4 separate regions of the Mus musculus genome follow, and all the other regions are linked to region 3. Evidence: chromatin loops called from intact Hi-C (ENCODE). Cell type or tissue: left cerebral cortex. All regions are shown on one strand. Region 1 holds the start of Nxt2 (nuclear transport factor 2-like export factor 2). Region 2 overlaps Nxt2 (nuclear transport factor 2-like export factor 2). Region 3 has its middle 7.7 kb from the start of Kcne1l. Region 4 has its middle 3.6 kb from the start of Gucy2f.

Region 1 (5,000 bases), 85 kb before region 3:
ACAGAGAGAGATGGTGGGGTAGAAAATGTTTTAGAGAGTGGCCAAAACTAGATATTCAAAATTCATTACGTGGAATTCCTTTAAACCTTATTAGTACATACTTGATTTTTTGCCATTTTTGTTATTAAGCTTTGCAGTGGTATTATGGCCACTAAGTTCACTGCTTAGCAGCTAGAGCTTTGCACAATGCCTGGATCACAGTAAATGATTATAAATACTTGTGGATAGAATAAAGAATAAGAGGAGAACCAAACATTAATAAAAAAATCCAAAGATCCACACATAACTGATTGAGAAAATTATGGAATTGAAATAAACTGGAATAAAATTAGTTTAAATTTTGGACTTGAGTTTCTGAGAAACCCGAGAAACATGCAGACCATTCTCATTTTCACTATTAGTCAAATTCAGTATGTATAATTCATCTCCATAAAAAAGCTAGAACTGAAGATACAGACTTGTGATTCATTAGCATATAAAGAACAGTGGGGCATCTTGTGGGAGCAGCCGCGCCGGAAGTTATAAGAATTATAAGAATACAGGAAGTAAGCCGGGCTTGGTGGCACATGCCTTTAATCCCAGCACTCGGGAGGCAGAGGCAGGCGGATTTCTGACTTCTAGGCCAGCCTGGTCTACAGAGTGGGTTCCAGGTCAGCCAGGGCTATACAGAGAAACCCTGTCCCGAAAAAAAAAAAAAAAAGAATACAGGAAGTGAGCATCATCGCCGACAAAAAAAAAAAAAAAAAAAAAAAAAAAAAAGTGAAGTAACTAAGGCGCACGCGCAGTGACGTTCAGTTGCTCAGCTTTGGAGAAGTGAGCGGTAACCGTTAGTGGGATAGTGAGAGCTGACGGAGGATAAAGATATGAAAAAATTTCGAAGTAACTGGTCCAATGGGGACCAACATTTTGGAAACTCGGGCAGTTCCTGGGTGGAGCCACAAATCAACTACAAATAGTAAGTTTATAGAAATATTTTGATTCAAAAATTAGAAGTCCGGCGGTAGCCGCTTTGAAATCATTGGTTTTTTTAAAAAATGGCAGTGATATTTAAAAATGGGAATGGGTGGGTAGGGAAGTGGGGGACTTTTGGGATAGCATTGGAAATGTAATTGAGGAAAATACGTAATAAAAAAAAAATGGCAGTGGGAACCGGGCGGTCGTGGGAGCCGGGCAGTCGTGGCGCACGCCTTTAATCCCAGCACTCAGGAGGCAGAGGCAGGCAGATTTCTGACTTCGAGGCCAGCCTGGTCTACAGAGTGAGTTCCAGGACAGCCAGGGCTATACAGAGAAACACTGTCTCGAAAAAAAACAAAAACAAAAAACAAAACAAAACAAAACAAAAACCAAAAAACAAAAACAAACAAAAAATGGCAGTGGAGTAGTGAAACATTACTTGTACTTAAATCCTAGGTAGTCGCTGGTTAATCACTTTTTTAAATAGACTGATAAGAAAATAATATTTAACTTATAGTTGTCATAAATAATTGAGTATGAGTAAAAATGTTTAGAAACGTGCTTGTGATCACTACTAAACTGTTTCTTGTCCTGCTGTTCTTGAATACGCTGTGGAAACACACACCGTAGGGTTTAGGGGGGTAGTCCTTGTTATATAATCCCCCCAGAGTGGCGAGAATCCGTGAAATGCTTGTATATTAAACCGTGAGAAATTGTAGGCAGCCCAGCGAAGCTTAGTGGCCAAGGCTCAAAATGGAGAACATTTTAGAACTTTAAACAGTTTTTAAACCCCACTGGCCGTACTTTAAACAGTTTTCAGCACCCCCTGTACTTTAAAATTTTTCAGCCCTCGTGCAGTTGGCGGTTGGTGTTACTTTCCATAAGTTCTGCCCCCTTTTCCTATTGGCTACGGACATAGATTCCCCCCCCCCCCGTTTCTCGTTGGCCTTCAAATTTTGGCCCCGCCTCCTCGTGTGAAGAGGTTCCCACCCAAAATTGAATATTTAATATTAACTTGTGCCAGGACAGGTAGCTGGGAACTTGAGATGTATTTGTTTTCCATATTAAGCTTACAAAAGCAAGGTCCTCCCCTTCTGTTTTGTTGGGGTTTTGGGGGGATGGTGTAGGTTGGTTAGTTTTTTCGTTTATCTGTTTCTCTTATGGTAAATAAACAGTTTGCAAGTAATTTAAAACGGATGGGCGGGATCACTCGGAACTGAAGGGAAACGCTGCTTAAAGTTGGAACATCGGGGTGATTTTAACACCGGACTGAGCTACTTCCGGGGGACAATGGGCGGGTTGAGAAATCTGTGCCATTGGCGAGGTTCGTTTTGTTGCTAAACATCTCATCCTTCCACAGCCAAAGGACCCAGACGAGCGCGGAAGTGCGGACATCTCCGGGGCCAGCTCTGGAGCAGACCATTTCCAGCCCCCTGATGGCCTTGGCAGTGGTGAGTGCGTGACACCTCCTGGCGCCCGCGGCTTGGCCGAGGAGCAAGCAAGCTAGGGCTCGGGCAGCGGAGGGGAGGGGAGGGCAGCGGAGGGGAGGGCAGCCGAGGGGAGGGCAGCGGAGGGGAGGGCAGCCGAGGGGAGGGGAGGGAGAGGGGAAGGGAGGGGAGGGGAGGGGAGGGGGGAGGGGAGGGGAGGGAGAAGGGAGGAGGCGCGAGCATGAGCGAGTGGCGAATCAGGCTCCAGCCCGCCAGCCCCTGGGGCGGAGCTCGCGCCCTCCGCCCGCCCCCTGCTCCGGAGATGGAGCGGCTGGTGGGAGTCCAGCAGCCTGTGTGAGGATGCAGCTCTGTGGCCGGTGGCTTTAGGTGGCCCTCTTTCCGTTGGCGCTTAAAGATAGATAGATAGATGATAGATAGATAGATAGATAGATAGATAGATAGATAGATAGATAGATAGATAGATAGATAGATAGATAGAGCAAGCAAAAGCTCCGGATCCCTGAAAAAGGGTGGCGATTGTTTTTATTTATTTCAAAGACTAGAACTGCCTCCACAAAAGGGTTACTTCATCAGGGATACTCTGGTGAGAATGGATCTGAGGGGTTTCATTTCTTAGGTTCTGCAATTCACTTCCAGACACGAGTGAGTGGTTATATAACGTAAGAAAAATGTCTCCGTGAGGCTGCTTAGACGTTCACTTCTATTTTGACAGGTTTTTTTTTTTTTTGGTTTTTTTGTTTGTTTGTTTGTTTTTTAATCGCAGTAGCTTTTGAGCTTGGTCATAAGCGCTTGAAATGAAGCGCTTTGCTAGCCTACTCAATAATTGCCCACACTTCACACCTAGGGTCCCTGCCTCTGCACATCTCCGAGTTACAGATACATGCCAAGCAAAGAACCAAGATTCATATGTGACGAATGAAAAGATGGGAGATGAATGTGTTTTAAAGACATACACCTAAAACTAGCAGCAGATTTTCAAGCAGAAATTTGTGCCTTAATCTTAATACTCAAATTTATGTCATAGGAGTGGAATTCAAATGCAGCTTTAGAATGATGAGCATAAATTGACAACTTCTTTTGTGTATTTTGTGCTTGAGGGGGGATTGGTGGAATTATAATCTACATTTGTGAATATTTTCTCGTAGAATTTTAAAACTTATGTGGATCAGGCATGTAGAGCTGCCGAGGAATTTGTCAATATTTACTATGAGACAATGGACAAAAGACGACATGTGAGTTTTATAGTCTCTATTGTTCTTTGTTTAAATTTTATTTTTAAAATACCATTTATCTGACCTGCATATGTAATTATGGTGCACAAGTTCTTGAAGAGTTGCTTTCATTTGAGTACAGTTTGGTGGATTGTTTTTATGTTGTTGTTCTTTTTTCAGTTTTGGTGTTGTTTTATTTTGTTTTATTGGTTTGGTTTGGGAAGTGTTTTGTTGTATTAAGTTTTTGTTTGGGTTTTTTGAAACCCAAACATGTTGGAAGGCTGGGGAAAAGATCTGGTGGGACTTGGGGGAGAGAAAGAATATGATCAAAATATATTTAAATTTAAAAACGTTTAAATAAAAATATAAAAAGAAAACGAGTTGCTTATAGAGGGCATGGTAAGGTATTGGTGGGGATATCAGCTCTGGAATCATAAGTTTGACTTTACCTAGTTCCATGTTCATAGGCAAAGTCCCAAGTTTTCTTTACCTCGTTTTATTTTTAAATAGAAAAAATTGCGGTGCTGAAAATTGAACTCGGGGCCTTAACAGATTATGCAAGTACTTTACCACTGTCCTATATCCCCAGTTCGGAAATTAAACACTTCATATAACTGGGTCCAGCACACCTGTATATAAATAGTTGATTTTTTCTTAGTCCCTCGAATTAACATAGTTAAAGAAATTATGATGGTGTGGAATGGTGTGTCATTGCAGGGACATCTGTTGGTCTGCTTAAGATTCTCAGTTGTAGCTGGTGCTCACAATAAGAATTCCAGGAATAGACATGCTTTTAGTTTTCAATAGATCAAGGTCTCACTTTTTTTTTAAATCTTCATTGTAATTTATTCCTCAACTCTATTTTTATAGTATTTTATGTGCATTTGTATTTTGCCTGCATGTATGAACTGGAGTTAGATAGTTGTGAACTGACATGTAAGTGCTGGGAATTGAACTCAGGTCCACTGGTAGAACAGTCAGTGCTCTTAACCACTGAGCCATCTTGCAACCCCATCTCAACTCTATTTTAAAGGAATTAATTATTCCAGTATGTGATGGAATGAGCCTTGCCTTGTTCTCCCACCAGTGCAGGACAGTTTTGTTATTTTTAAAACTTTTTAAAGTAAGATAAAACATGTTATTATTGCTGACTTGAAACTGGAGGTGGCAAAAGCTATGACAATGGATGTTTATTGTCCTTTGTCATGAATATCTGTCATTTGTCCTGTCTTGGTGCTTTCAGAACTAATATATGCTGTTGAATTTAATGACACATGCCTTTAATCCAAGCACTTGGGAGGAACAAGTAGGTGTTTCTCTGAATTGAAGGCCAGCCCGGTATACATAGTGAGCTTCAGTACAGCCAGAGCTAAGATCTGCTTTCAGA
Region 2 (5,000 bases), 77 kb before region 3:
GATGAAAGTGGTGTGTTGAAGTCTCCCACTATTATTGTGTGAGGTGCAATGTGTGCTTTGAGCTTCACTATAGTTTCTTTAATGAATGTGGCCGCCCTTACATTTGGAGCATAGATATTCAGAATTGAGACTTCATCTTGGAAGATTTTACCTTTGATGCGTATGAAGTGCCCTTCCTCGTCTTTTTTGATAACTTTGGGTTGGAAGTCGATTTTATTCTATATTAGAATGGCTACTCCAGCTTGTTTCTTCAGACTATTTTCTTAGAAAATTGTTTTCCAGCCTTTCACTCTGAGGTAGTGTCTGTCCTTTTCCCTGAGATGGGTTTCCTGTAAGCAGCAAAAAGTTGGATCCTGTTTGTGTAGCCAGTCTGTTAGTCTATGACTTTTTATTTGGGAATTGAGTCCATTGATATTAAGAGATATTAAGGAAATGTAATTGTTGCTTCCTGTTATTTTTGTTGTTAAAGTTAGGATTCTGTTCTTGCAGCTGTCTTCTTTTAGTTTTGTTGAAGGATTACTTTCTTGCTTTTTCTAGGGTGTAGTTTCCATCCTTGTGTTGTTGTTTTCCCTTTATTATCCTTTGAAGGGCTGGATTCCTGGAAAGATATTGTGTGAATTTGGTTTTGTCATGAAATATTTTGGTTTCTCCATCTATGGTAATTGAGAGTTTTGCTGGATATAGTAGCCTGGGCTGGCATTTGTGTTCTCTTACGGTCTGCATAACATCTGTCCAGGATCTTCTGTCTTTCATAGTCTCTGGTGAGAAGTCTGGTGTAATTCTAATAGGTCTGCCTTTATATGTTAGTTGACCTTTTTCCCTTACTGCTTTTAATATTCTATCTTTATTTAGTGCATGTTTTGTTCTGATTATTACATGTCGGGGGCAATTTCTTTTCTGGTCCAGTCTATTTAGAGTTCTGTAGGCTTCTTGTATGTTCGTGGGCATCTCTTTCTTTAGGTTTGGGAAGTTTTCTTCTATAATTTTGTTGAAGATATTTGCTGGCCCTTTAAGGTGAAAATCTTCATTCTCATCTATACCTGTTATCCATAAGTTTGGTCTTCTCATTGTGTTCTTGATTTCCTGTATACTTTGAGTTAGGATCTTTTTGCATTTACTTTGATTGTTGTGCCGATGTTCTCTATGGAATCTTCTGCACCTGAGACTATCTCTTCCATCTCTTGTATTCTGTTGCTGATGCTTACATCTATGGTTCCTTATTTCTTTCCTAGGGTTTCTATCTCCAGAGTTACCTCCCTTAGGGTTTTCTTCATTGTTTCTACTTCCATTTTTAGATCTTGGATGGTTTTGTTCAATTCCACTACCTATTTGGTTGTGTTTTCCTGTAATTTTTTAAGGGATTTTTTGTTTACTCTGTAAGGTCTTCTACCTGTTTAGCATTGTTTTCCTGTAATTCCTTGAGGGAATTTTGTGCTTCCTCTTTAAGGGCTTATACCTCTTTAGCAGTGTTCTCCTGTATTTCTTTAAGTGAGTTATTAATGCCCTTCTTAAAATCCTCTACCAGCATCATGAGATATGATTTTAGATCCAAATCTTGCCTTTCCGGTGTGTTTCGGTATCCAGGACTCGATGTGGTGGGTGTACTGGGTTCTGATGATGCCCAGTGTTCTTGATTTCTGTTAGTAAGATTCTAAAGTTTGCCTTTTGCCATCTGGCAATCTCTGGTGTTAGATGTTCTAATTGTCTCTGGCTGGAGCTTGTTCCTCCTGTGATTCTTTAGCCTCTGTCAGCACTCCTGGGAGACCAACTCTGTCCTGAGTCCCAGTGGTCAGAGTACTCTCTGCAGGCAAGCTCTCTTCTGGCAGGGAAGGTGTCCAGCAGTCTGGAGCTCAGATCCACCTCCTGATTCCTGAGTTCAGAGGTCTCCCTGGAGGCTGACTCTCCTCTGGCAGGGAAGGTGTCCAGGAGTCTGGGTCTCAGCCCCGCCTCCTGGCTGAGGATGAAGGCCCAAAGGGACCCTGTCCAAGAAGCTCTGTTGCTTCTGAAGCCCATGTGCTCTCCTGCATAGACTGGTCTCAGTGATCCCAAGCTTCTGGGTGTGCTAGGGCCTGCCTTTGTGCTTTGACCCTGTTGCTGCTAGCACATGACCCTCTGGGATTTTTGGAACTGATGTTGTGTTCCACTCACAGTGATCTCAAGATCCCGGGTGTCCTAGGGTGTATGCAGCATGGAGAGTCCTCTGGGGACCTTGGGGCCCTCCACTGAGATTGTGCCCAAACCCGTCTAATCTTAATGCATTTGTAGAAGATGCTTATGGGTAAAAAATCCATTTTTAAACTTTTCCTTTATTTTTTAGGCACTTGTCAGGCTGTATTTGGACAAAGCCACTCTAATCTGGAATGGAAATGTTGTTACAGGGCTGGAAGCCCTTGCTAATTTTTTTGAGATGTTGCCTTCCAGCGAATTCCAGATCAATATGTTAGATTGCCAACCAGTTCATGGTGAGTATCAAACTATCTCCTTTATTTTAGGTTCGTAAACACTGAGGTCTACAACCCAAGCAGCAGTAACCTTCAGTAGTGGGTGTGTTTACTTATTTAAGCAAGTTAAGTGTCACAAAAACAAATTTATACAGTCAGGCTTTGGGTCTTCTTTTAGGTGATTTTCACCCCAGATAACCACCATTAATTTTGAGAGATTGTGATTTTTTGTTAATGAAAAGGAGAATGCCTACAGAAAAAATAATTTATGTCATATCATAGATTAATGCGTTTGAGTGTTTGTTAAAATTTTAGAGAACTGTATTCTGTGAAAGAATGACTTGTGACAAAATTTGATTCACAGTGGATTGATGCAGTGTGCAATACTTACCTCTAGATGGAGTACTTACTTTCTCATATAGTTGTTTATAATGATATTCGCCCTTATGTTTCCTGAAGAATGGCTTCAGAAACAAACTGTGAATGATGTTAGATATGTAATGAAATATTAACACATGTAGGGAGCATATGGTCATGTTAGCTTTTTAATCTCTGTTTTGAAATTTGAGAGTACTCTGTAAATCTTTCTGGACTAAAAAAATCATGTTAATTTTTTTTAAATATTAAACTATTAACTTTGGGATGCCTGCTTAAAGTACAGAATAGTCATAAAAATACTTTAACATTACATCATAAGCTTAGATAAGTGACCTATTTCTCTTGTTTCTGTTGCTAAAGAGCAAGCTACCCAGTGCCAAACTACAGTGCTCGTTGTGACCAGTGGAGTTGTGAAGTTTGATGGAAACAAGCAGCACTTCTTTAACCAGAACTTCCTGCTGACTGCGCAGAGCACTCCTAACAGCACTGTGTGGAAGATTGCAAGTGATTGCTTCCGTTTTCAAGATTGGGCTAGTATTTAAAGGAGCAAAAACCCACTCTATTGGTCCATTAGTTCCAGCAAGAGAAGTTAGAGGAGAATTAATATATTTCGTGCAAAAGTACTACAAACTTAAGTGTATGTGCTAAAACTAAATGTATGTAACATTTTTTTTTTAGCAGCGCCTTTGCTAGATCAGCTGCCAGTTTGGATTATTGCCCTTAAGAGCTTTAAAGATAGTTTTTTTTACATGCCTTATGCATACATTCCACTACTGACACTCTCAAGGTAATATTAAACATGATCTAGGTACTAAGATATTCACTGTGAACCCGATCTATTGCACAAATGGAGTCCTTTTGTATTACTCTCTATGGGATAGCACAAGATAGCTCTGTAGGATAGTCTCAGTTACTAGGGTAATTTCTCAATGAAGCACATGCCTGTTTACGATTAACACTAAAGTTTTAATATATAAGTATTTGAAGTCTGTTCAACTTAGTTTTACGCTAGTGTTCTGACATATTTTAATTGCATATAACTGTATAATAGTCCGTGTTGTTTTCTTGCATTGACATGTTTCCTTTTGAAATGAGGTAATCAATTAGGTGGGGAAAAAAATGTTCTCGACTGATACTTGTATATCGGGTGCATTTAATGGCAGTCACAACTCTGAAACCTTTTGTTCGTGCCGGCTTCAGGTCAATGTGTTTATGTGATAAATGGGAGTGATAACAGAAGCTTTAATGGGAGAGTAAGAAATGAGAAACATAGAAATCTAAGGCTGAAGCCAACACCAAAAGAGGGAGCACACCTGTTCCCTACCTCCTGGAAGTGGAGCCAAGTTTCAGGATTTGCATCCCAAGAGTCTCTAAGAATTCTTGCCATGGTCCTAAAAACTGGATTTTAAGATTATTTTACTTCCCCTTCATGCCTGTCTCCAGTATCCACCCCAGCTTCTTTCTGAATGTAAGGGATTAAGATATCAGCTGTAAACTTAACTTTGTCTCCGAATCTGAGAATTCGAAAGAAAGCTATGCTCAGTCTCTGTACATGCTGAACTCCAAATTCTTCCATATCAACTTCAAGCCCCAAGCCTCCAATGTATTACCTACCATGCGCATGAATAATTTTCTTCCATGGCTTTTACACTGTCAACGGCTTTACCTACTTTTTAAAATTAAGTCTTTGATTTTATGATTTATTTCTGTATGGCACTGGATAAAAATATTATTAAAACATTTCTGCCTATGGTTAAAAATCCAGAAATCAAAGAAATGATCTTCATGATAAACTTCAAAGGAACAAACTTTATGTTTTAGCTTCTAAAGACAAAAATATAGTGTTTTTAGCTTTTAGTTAAACTTTATAATTCTTTGCAATTTTTAAGTATTTTAAACTAAATATGCAAGGTTTGTTCTATATTATGATCACTATTAATCTTTTATCACTCAATTTTAAAACTAGTAATTTACTTTGGCTCAGAAATGTACTATATTTATAATTATTGTATTATTTAAATTAAATAGAAGGTGATAGAACTGATATTTAAAACCATGGCTCATTTAAGTTCTTATCAAAACATATACATTCTAGTCTATTCAGAGTGAGCTTGCTCTTATTTTGAATTTTTTCCATTAACTATATCTTTAGCAAAAATAATTAAAATGCCCAGTCACTGC
Region 3 (5,000 bases):
AATTGCCTCCTTCAACCAGAGGCAAGTATTTTGTAAAGTGTTTCCATTGATGGTTAGTCTCACCTGTTAATGGAGGTTCAAAATAAGTAGAATCATGAAGCATGAATTCTTTTAGGGAAGCCTTATTATTCTGAGATGGCTAAACAGCATTGCCTTAGAAACAAAAACACTGTGAATGGGCCAAAGATGTACATCTGCCTGGAAACAGCTCCCCAACCAGGTGGATCTCCAGCTTTTCCACCAGGCTGTTCCCACCTGGTGTCTTGTGTGTTCTATCTAGTTCTGTAGCAGAAGCTTCTATAGATCTGTCGTCGACTGCTCCTGACAGATATGGAGAACACAGGCGCTCTAAATGAAAACAAACTGCATGTTTCACTAGGTGTTTTGTAGTTCCTGATACAAAACAATCATCTTGCTATACAGTTCTTTTTTATTATTGAGTGCTTTCAAAAGAGATGGAGAATATTACATCACTCTAAATGCACGTGTTTTTTCAATGAAAATTTTATTGGGCACTTAATAAGTGCCAGGCATACTAAGGCTGGAGTATAGTTCCCAAAGTCCCTGTTCTGTATATGTTAGCTCCAAAAGAGACACATTACAAATAATTATATATGAGGGGATGTTAAATTCTACAAAGAACAATAAAACAGATAATTGGATACATATATGTATATATGCACATATACATATATTTGTTTTTTTGAGAAGGGTTTCCCTGTGTAACAGCCCTGGCTATCCTGGAACTTGCTCTAAAGAGCAGGCTGGCATCGAACTCAGAGATCTGTCTGACTGCCTCCTGAGTGCTGAGGAGGCATGCAGATTATGCATATATATTTTATATACATAAAATAGATTTCTTTTGTGTGTATGCATGTACATAAGTGTGATCATGTGTGTATAGATGCACATATACATGTGTGTATATGTATGTGTACATTTGTATATGTGTATATATATCACCACACCTGGTATTTTTGTAAATCCTGGGGATTGAACTCGGGTCCTCACACTTGCAAGACAGGTGCTTTACTAAATGAGTATTCTTCCTAGCTGAGAAATATTTTTTAATCCCATGATCCTACTTGTACATACAGAAGGGATTTAATGTGAGGCTTCCACACTGCATATAGAGTACTTTGATCATATCCATACCTCCTTTCTTCCAATTCTTAATCCTACCATCTTGCTCTAGTAAATGTTACTCTACTTTGAGGTTAGCTTTTGTGTGTGATGGCGGTTTGAATAAAAATGGCCCCCATAGGCTCATATATTTATTTCCTAGTTGGTGGACTGTTTAGGAAGGATTTATATGTGTGGTCTTGTTGGAGGAGGTATGTCATTGTAAGTGGGATTTAAGGTTTCAAAAGCCCAGACCAGACCTAGGCTTTTGCTCTCTCTGCTTCCAACTTGCCAATAATATGTAAGCTCCCAGCTACTACTCCAGCATCATGACTGCTTGCCTGCCACCATGCTCCCCACCATGATGATCCTGTACTCATCTGAAACTGTAAGCAAGTTCCCAATTAAATGCATCTTATAGGTTGCCTTCATCATGGTGTCTCTTCAAAGCAATAAAATAGTAACCAAGACAGTGTGCATATAGCACATTTTCTCAATCCATCCACTTGTTGATAGGCATTTGGCTAGCTACATATCTTAGCTGTTGTGAATAGCATAAACAAAAGAAATGGGTATGCCCTTTACATGTCAGCTTCATTTCCTTTGGCTACACAAGCAGGAGTGGAATAGCTGGATCCCATACATGGTCATTATACAGATAGGGTTTTTTTCCAGGTACCTTAAACTCATTTTCCACAGTGGCTACACTAAGTTCTCACTGACAATGTATAGCATTCTCTTTTAAAAAAGATTTCTTTTATTCAGCCCAATGTTTTCAAAACTCATCCGCATTCTTGCAAGTATCTGCAGTCTGTTTCTTAGCATTGCTGAGCAATACTTTGCTTGCTGTTTTCTGACTATTAGAGATCACATTGTTGTGAGTGGTATTATAGAAATCCTCTTCAGGTTATGTGTAGCCCTTTTCCTTAGGTAAATACCTAGGGGTAGAAATTTTAGGTTGTAGAAAAGATGTGGTTTAGTTTTATAAGGAACTGCCAAACTGGTTTTGAAAATTGTTTTATGCTCCCACAAGTAATGGATGGGGAATTCAATCACATGGGGTTACTTTTGCAGCCTTCTGCTTCATTCATATTCACAGCCCTGTCTTGCATCTATGAAATGGATTTGCCTTCAGACTTCTAAGGGGAAGCCTGGTTTTAGTTCTTAGCTGACCCTAAGTCTGATGATCACTAAATGAACATCCACACATGTGCTAAAATGTGAGCATCATCCCTGTGGAATAATTGGTTTTATTGAACGTGCATGTGTTAAGCAATTTCCATGAGGAATCTCAGTGAGTCTTTAATGACAACTCTGTGCAGTACGCACATTCCCACTCTATATGTAAGGAATCTGCAGCCCAATGGGTGAAGAAACTAGGATAGGAAGTAACTTCACAGATGGCCAATCTGAGCTTTGAACCAGATCTTCATTACCATAGCTTTATAATACTGCTATCTATTGTCTGTGTACAAAGGATAGCAGGGGGAAAGCATTTCCAAGTATAAGGTCTCATGGGCCTTCTTATTTTACATATAGCTGAGAAAATGAAGGCAGAGATAGAAAGGACGTAAGTTAATAGGGAAGCCACCAGAATCCAAATAAATCATTTCCCAGGCAAGAAATAGTTCCATTCCACTTCACAACCTCCTTCCATGCTTTGGGCAATTCTTGATTTTATTTCTAGCTTGTTAATAGTGAGGAGGATCTACAAAGCATGTGGAGATATTTGAAAGAAAGGCATGCCTCTTAAAGAATGAAGACTAACCTTCCGGAACTTTGCGGAAGACATAGGTCATAAATGACATTGTTAGATTTCTGCCAATTCCTGCCTGGGCATTATCTGGAAAATGTTTCACCTACCCACCCAGTCTTCCTTGAACAAGAGAAGAAAATGTGTGGCTACTTGGAGCATTCTGTGGGAAAGAGTGGGAAGTGGGAGGGTGAGGAGCACTTTTTCTCTTGGAGTCCTACAGCGCCATCTGGTGGCGGACTGGGGTTTTCACTTTCTTCAGTTTTTTTTTGTTTGTTTTATAACAAGAGCCTAGCCTAACCGTCCTTTGAGAGGCTCCACTCATCAGCTGACTGAAACAGATCCCAACATTGGCTGGAGCTCGGAGACTCTTATAGAAGAGTTGGGGGAAAAATTAAAGGCCCCAAAGAGGATGTGACCTCCACAGGAATAGGGGGCTCTCAAGACACTGAACTACCAACAAAATAACATATACTGGCTGGACAACAACCCCCTCTCCGCGCGCCCCCAACATATGTAGCTGATGTGCACCTCCATCTTCATGTGAGTCCGTCAACAACTAAAGCAGGACTCTCCCTAAAGCTGTTGCCTGTCTGTGGAGTCTGCTCCCCTAACTACATACAATGCCTTGTCTGGATGTGCCTCCCCTCACAGAGACTTGATGTGCCAGTGTCAGGAGATATCCAAGGGGGCCTTCACCTTCTCAGTGGAAAAGTGGGTATGGGGGACGGGACTTATGAGAGGGAACCCGAAAGAGGAATAGCAATCGGTATATAATGTGAAAAAATTTAATTGTTTTAAATCATTAAAAATATAATTGAAAAGGAAACAATATTTCTAGTCACTAGAGCCCAGAGAAAGGACTTTCTCTGGTCCTGCTATGATATGGTTCTTGATATGATGAAGCTAAAATTCCCAAGAGGGCAAGGAAATGGCAGATGCCAGCCTGACCATTTTAACAAAGGGGCACGCTCAGAACGCTGGCAGAGGTCTGTAGCAAAGCACGGCAATTAGGACTAACAGATTCAGCCAAGCTGTGATGGTGGTGCGTGGCAGCATTCTGGAGGAAGACACAGAAAGAGGCAGATGGACCTCCGAGTTTGAGGCCAGCCTGGTCTCCAAAGGGAGTTCCAGGACAGGGCTAAACATTCTCTTCTTCACGCGATGGCGAGAACCACCATGCTTACCACGGGAGTCTGAGGCAAAGGCTGAACACGCAATAGCCTGGCTCAGAACACTGTGTATGTGGCTGTGGTTACTTCCTTCTCAACAGGAAGGCTGTGGGGCTGTGGGGCCAGGAGGGAGGCTTCTTACTGAACCTGGGGGAACTCAGAGCATACTGCCCCCAAAGGGAACAGTCACTTTCAACTCTTACCAAAATCTAGGTGTTACGCTAACTCTTGAATCTCCATGCTGATCCTGGGGGGTGGGGTGGCGGGGACAGGGGTAGGTACTAGTTAATACACCTGCTTTACAAATTTGAGAAGTTTAGAAAAGTTAATTACCTTTCCTGGTGTTACCCAGCTAGTAAAAAGACAGCCCATAGGTTTCCCTGGGTAGTATAGGATCACAGCCTAGCTCTATGCACTGTACTCTTTTGCTTACTTTAGCAGGTGATGAAGAAAGACAAAAGACATGGGCTCTTGAACTGACTAGCCAATGGACTTGCTAATGGAAACTTCCAAAAGATGGTGCCAGCTACGTGGCATATAGCAGAGAGTGATCTAGCTGATTCTGGGTCATCTGTTTCCTCCTTGGTCCTGTTTGTGAAGGTAGTGGACAGAGGATTTTCGAGAACCTGCCAACACTTGACACATTCAAGAAACATGCAGAGGTCACTTGCCTTCACTCTCACATCAGCAGGGAAAGTCTCCATGTTGCGGTAGCCGGAATCTCGGAGTGCTTTTGAGTTGGGAAATGACCCAGGAACATTTAGGGATGATTGAAATCAGGCCCTAGACCATGAGAAAAATTGTTCCCGCTCCACGCTGAGAGAAAATGAAAACCAGTTGTGTCAACTGCCATCAGTCTGAATTTGGACTTTGTTCTTAGACAGTAATGCTTCAGTGGCTCCTGAGTCAAGCCAACAGTGTGTTAAATTGTGATGGGGCTTGATCGTTTGCCA
Region 4 (5,000 bases), 110 kb before region 3:
TACATTCTTTTGAACATACCATATTTTGTTCCTTCACACCCTCTTGGAAGCACTGCATTTTGTTTGTTTACACCCTCTTAGACATATCACACTTTTTATACCCACTTGAACATACCACATTTAGTTTATAGCCTCCAGGATATAACACATTTTTTTACACCCTCCAGGACATACCACATTTACTTTACACACTCCCGGACATACTACTTTTTACTTACCATGGACATATCATATTTACCAACAGCTGTTTGGTATTTTGCCTGCTCCCACTTTTCAGCCATTATGAAATGTTCTATTTCATGTGAAAAGATTTTCTGGGGATTTGTGTGCTTTCTGGGCATATGTGGGGATGTGTGTGCATATATGCAGAGACAAGAAGTTCGGTGTCTTCTTCAATCGCTATCCACTTTTTTTTTTCTGATACAGGGCTTTTCACTGACGCAGACTTTGGCCAAAGTGGTAGCCAGCAAGCCCAGAGGATGCTCTTGTTCCTGTCTCACCATGACTGGGATCTCAGGAGCATGCTACACTGTTCCACATTTTTTATGGGTATCCTAGAAAATAAAATCAGGTGTCATTGCTTGCACAGCAAACATTTTATAAACTAAGCCATCTCTGAAGCTGTAATTTCATATAAAATTTCAGGTGGGCAGAGAGGGCATTAGAGGCTCACACATTTAATCTCAGCACTCAGGAGGCAGAGGCAGGTGGATCTCTTGAGTTTGAGGCCAGCCTGGTCTACAGAGTGAGTTTCAGGGACAGCTAAGGCCATACAGAGAGACCCTGTTTCTGAAACAAAACAAAACAAAACAAAAGACTAAGTGGAAGTAGTATTTTTTTTCTCTTGGGTATGTATAAAGAGAGGTCCTGGGCACATGTATCCCCCTTGAGTGCCTACAGAGACAGATCATTCTTTCCTTCACCTGTTAGATAAATTCAGGTGGTTGGACTCCAGGCTTCTAGGCTTGCTTGGGAAGTTCCTTTATCTGCTGAGCCATCTAGCTGGTCCCCTGTCTTCCTTTGTAATTATGACTGCAAACAAAAGAAAATATAGTCTCTTTCCATTTAATGATTTTTTTTTCCTACTAAACACTACAGAGGACTTCATGGAAAAGTGGCAAAGGCTTTGCATAGCATTAGCCCACAACTCTCATAGTCCTTTCATGACTAGGGTGAAAGTTGGAGTGTGGGCAATAAAAATAGATCCACAATGACAAACCCGTAGTTAATCATTCAGAATGAAGCCTTGGATAAGTTCTTTCATCAGGTCAGGAAATGGTGTACGGACCTGGGGACCATGTTAGGGAAAAACAAGTATGAATTAAGAGGAAAGCTACCAGGCAAGATGTTAGACACCACACATTTCCACAGCCCCCCTATCTCCAATGAGGGCACTTATTGGCACCTTTCAACCTTTAAAAAATTGTTTCATGTGACCCATCCCACTGAAATTTCTTTCTTAAAATGTTTTGAACAATAATTTGATATTTTTATGTGTATGGGAATTTTGTCTACATATGTGTCTGTGCACAACACGTGTGCAATACCCATGGAGGCCAGAAAAGGACATCAGATTTCCTGAGGCTGGAGTTACAAATGGTCATGAGCTGTCATGTGGGTGTTAGGAATTGAACCTAGGCCCACTGGAAGAGCAGCCAGTGTCTTAACTGCTGAGCCCCATCACTGAAATCTCTTTAGTTCTTTCAGTTGTACTAGCAAGGGCCCTTTTGCATTTATCACATTTAGCATGTTTATTTGCTCAACAGGAGGCACATTAACTCTTTTTATTATTTTTTTTTAAAAAAGTCTCAGCCAAGTGTTGTGGCACTTGGGAGGCAGAAGCAAGGAGATCTGAGTTTGAAGCCAGCATGGTCTACAAAGTGAGTTCCAGGACAGCCAGGGCTGCATAGAGAAACAAAACAAAAAACAAATGTGTGTGTGTGTGTGTGTGTGTGAGAGAGAGAGAGAGAGAGAGAGAGAGAGAGAGAGAGAGAGAGAGAGAGAGAGAGAATAGTCTGGGATCAGGTGCAATGTAATTACCAGTTATTTTGCACATCCTCACAAGTGGCACTGCAAATGTATTATTTCATTTACTTTTCAGAGCATCCCTAAGACACAGGGACAATTCCTAACCTCATTATACATATATATAAATGAGTAGTTCTATTTAGGTTACGTAGCTTGAATAATATTACACGGTTAGTAAATGATGAGGTCATAAGTGGAATACACAGAGTGTGGTTTGAGAACCTAGAACTTAATAAGTTTGCTGTATTTCTTCAGACTGCACAGGGGGAAATGGAAAGTAACTTTCATGCACATTATTTTGTGCAAGCATGTATTTATCTATGCCATCAGTAGTGGTTTTGTTTTGCTGCAGTTTTAACAGGACAGGTGGAAGATTGTTAATCCAGAATACATGCACAGAATAGAGCTCAGTGCTCACCTCTAGTGGTCAACTTCACAACTGAAATTAAAACCAACGCTGCAATGACAATACATAGCCACACGATGTCACTACTACATCATTATGGCTACAAAATTTCTCTAACTTGAGGCTGAAAACATTTTGTGATGGAAAACACTAAAAACCATTAAAATATTTTCTTTATATTAAATGTCCTATTTGTGTTAGCATTTCCGTTTTTGAGAAAATGCTACACTTTACACAGCAGACTGGCCCAAACTTGTGGCAATCCTTGTGCCTCTGACTCCCAAGATCTGTCATTAGAGGCACTACCCTGAGTTTATATTTTATACCAGGGTGGTTTCAAACTCACAGACTCGCCTAATCTTATTCCTAATTGCTAGGATTAAAAGCAGGCACCATTACGCCTGATGTAGTTTATCTTCAAAATATGATATTATGACACATGTACTCATTACAATCACAGGTTGAATCCATGTCAAACTGGATCTCTCTTCAAATACCAGTTTCACTTTTCCTAAATTTCTACACTGGAATTAGATGTGTACATTCCTTAAGTCCTGAGTTTGCTCGTGGGGAGGAAAGATGATGACTCTTGGATGCAGCAGGAGCTGCATAATACTGTTTCTTATCAACCAAGGCCTTTTAAGTAGGCCCTCTGCACTTTTGCCCTGCCCCATGTCTTCTCTCACATGCATTGACATATACAGGTAAATATACTTTTGAAAATTAATATAGAGGCTGGTGAGATAGTTCAGCCGTTAAAGAGCATTGGCTGTTCTTGCAGTGGGTCTCCTCAGGAAGTAGGCATGCATGTGATACTCAGGCATCTATTTGGGCAAATAGTCATATACATACTTCTTAGTAGAGATTATATATACACAGGAGTTCTTATAAACTTAACATCCAAGCATGCCACACACTCCAGTTGAGTCAGCGTGACAGGCTCTGAAGCCTAAAAGCCACTCACGAGGCAGAGAGTTTCAAGAAAGCTCTCCTCCTGGAGTTTTGGTGTTCTCATACTCATACTCTATTCCCGAGTTAGTCTGGTGTATGGATCTATGAGCTCTCTTTTAATATTTTATTATAAATGCCTCTTAAGATCAAATTCTGTTATAGTTAGTCTCCCCAGTGTTCCAAGATCCCAGAAGCCGCCAAGCTTAGAATCCTGTGAGAAGGCAGTAAGGAAGTTAACCTATTCAGCAACTAATTAATCATTACAATAGACAGAGCCAGTGGCTCAACTGGTCTGCAGAAAGAGCCAGGGAATCTCACTGAGATAGAAATCTTCAGTACAAGCTACATTGCATATTAAAAGCAAGTTGGTATATTCTCCTGACAAATGGAGATTCTCCAGATAAGTTACACTAATATAAGAATTTAGCAAGGCCTAGGAAATTAGGGGTTTGTGATATTACATTATTCTTGAGGCCTGCCAAGAGCAGAACCCTCTGGTGCCTTCACAAGGTTCAAAGGTATAACACTAGAATGTGAAATCCTTGCCTGTCACTAAGCTGATCCTAGGCAGGACTGCTTTATCTTTACTGTAAACATTTACCTGGTTCCTGTAAGTCCTTTTGAAGTAATTCCTTTGTTTTGTACCTGGTAACTTCAATGTACCTTGCCTGCTGTGACTTCTGACCCTTGTATTCTCTGTACTATAAAAAGTTTGATGCTCAACCTGACAAATACATTCAGATTCTACACAACCTCTCCTGTGTGTATCTGTCTGTCATCTCATCCAACGCTTTGCCCACCTGCAACTAGAGACCTGTTCCATGAAGACATAGGGACCCAGAGGGTCTGCGGCACAAGCATACACTTCAACAAACTACTAGAGTTTTCTGAATTAAACTATAAGCATTCATAAAACCAAAGCATTGTATGTTTTGACATTTACTTACCATTTATTGACTTGGATTTCAGAATAATCTGGATGAGTTGAGCCAATACCTTCAAGAACTTTAGTCAAGCTTCAAATTCTTTTGTAGGCCCTTTAGAAATTTATAGGTATAAGGCACTGTACCGATGATATTTGAAAACGAAAGCCTCTAGTTAATATTATGATTTAACTTACACATTACTATTATGGTTGCAGAATATTTCATTGTGTCCCATCTAAAGTGAGGTCAGCTATGTTCTAGGATTATAAATGTACGTTGTCTCCAGTTATCTCATTATAAATGATGCTGCAATGTGAAATCTTTAAATATAACCCTATTTACAATATGGTACAATGCTTACTTTAGGATAGATTCTCAAAAGTGAAATAAATACATCAATGTACATGAAGATAAGTTATAGGTCATAGCATATGTGTTGTAATCATTTTTTTCAATTTTTTTATTAGGTATGTTCTTCATTTACATTTCCAATGCTATCCCAAAAGTCCCCTATACCCTTCTCCCCACTCCTCTACCCTCCCACTCCTACTTCTTGGCCCTGGTGTTCCCCTGTACTGAGGCATACAAAGTTTGCACGACCAATGGGCCAATCTTTCCACTGATGGCCAGCAAGGCCATCTTCTGATTCATATGCAGCTAGAGTCAAGAGCTCCAGGGTACTGGTAAGT

The links. Peaks named below come from ENCODE experiments on the same cell type or tissue, not always from the same donor. Only the 100,000 strongest peaks of a DNase experiment are listed, where the experiment ranks them.
Region 1: a loop joins it to region 3, with 2.9 times the contacts of the local background. A loop is called at or near these places in 16 of 42 quality-filtered maps.
Region 2: it touches region 3 in a loop (7-fold over the local background); 16 of 42 quality-filtered maps call a loop at or near these places.
Region 4: a loop joins it to region 3, with 7 times the contacts of the local background. A loop is called at or near these places in 25 of 42 quality-filtered maps.

Annotation. Positions count from the first base shown.
Region 1 is chrX:142,225,977-142,230,976 of GRCm38, forward strand. Nxt2 (nuclear transport factor 2-like export factor 2) reads left to right here and starts at 2,201. Exons shown (of 4, transcript NM_172782.4): 1 at 2,201-2,405; 2 at 3,548-3,634. The coding sequence starts at 2,391. In left cerebral cortex, no CTCF peak of the experiment used is centred here; DNase peaks (open chromatin) are centred at 2,291, 2,685, 3,018 and 3,206; H3K4me3 peaks cover 2,012 bases; H3K27ac peaks cover 1,100 bases.
Region 2 is chrX:142,234,467-142,239,466 of GRCm38, forward strand. Nxt2 (nuclear transport factor 2-like export factor 2) reads left to right here. Exons shown (of 4, transcript NM_172782.4): 3 at 2,318-2,462; 4 at 3,180-5,000. The coding sequence ends at 3,361. Among named protein-coding and RNA genes, the nearest start is that of Nxt2, 8.8 kb to the left of the region's middle. In left cerebral cortex, a CTCF peak has its summit at 2,822; a DNase peak (open chromatin) is centred at 2,823.
Region 3 is chrX:142,311,366-142,316,365 of GRCm38, forward strand. No RefSeq gene overlaps it. Among named protein-coding and RNA genes, the nearest start is that of Kcne1l, 7.7 kb to the left of the region's middle. In left cerebral cortex, a CTCF peak has its summit at 3,109 (motif pointing left); DNase peaks (open chromatin) are centred at 3,121 and 3,864; H3K4me3 peaks cover 331 bases; H3K27ac peaks cover 189 bases.
Region 4 is chrX:142,198,026-142,203,025 of GRCm38, forward strand. No RefSeq gene overlaps it. Among named protein-coding and RNA genes, the nearest start is that of Gucy2f, 3.6 kb to the left of the region's middle. In left cerebral cortex, CTCF peaks have their summits at 1,551 and 2,485; a DNase peak (open chromatin) is centred at 2,483.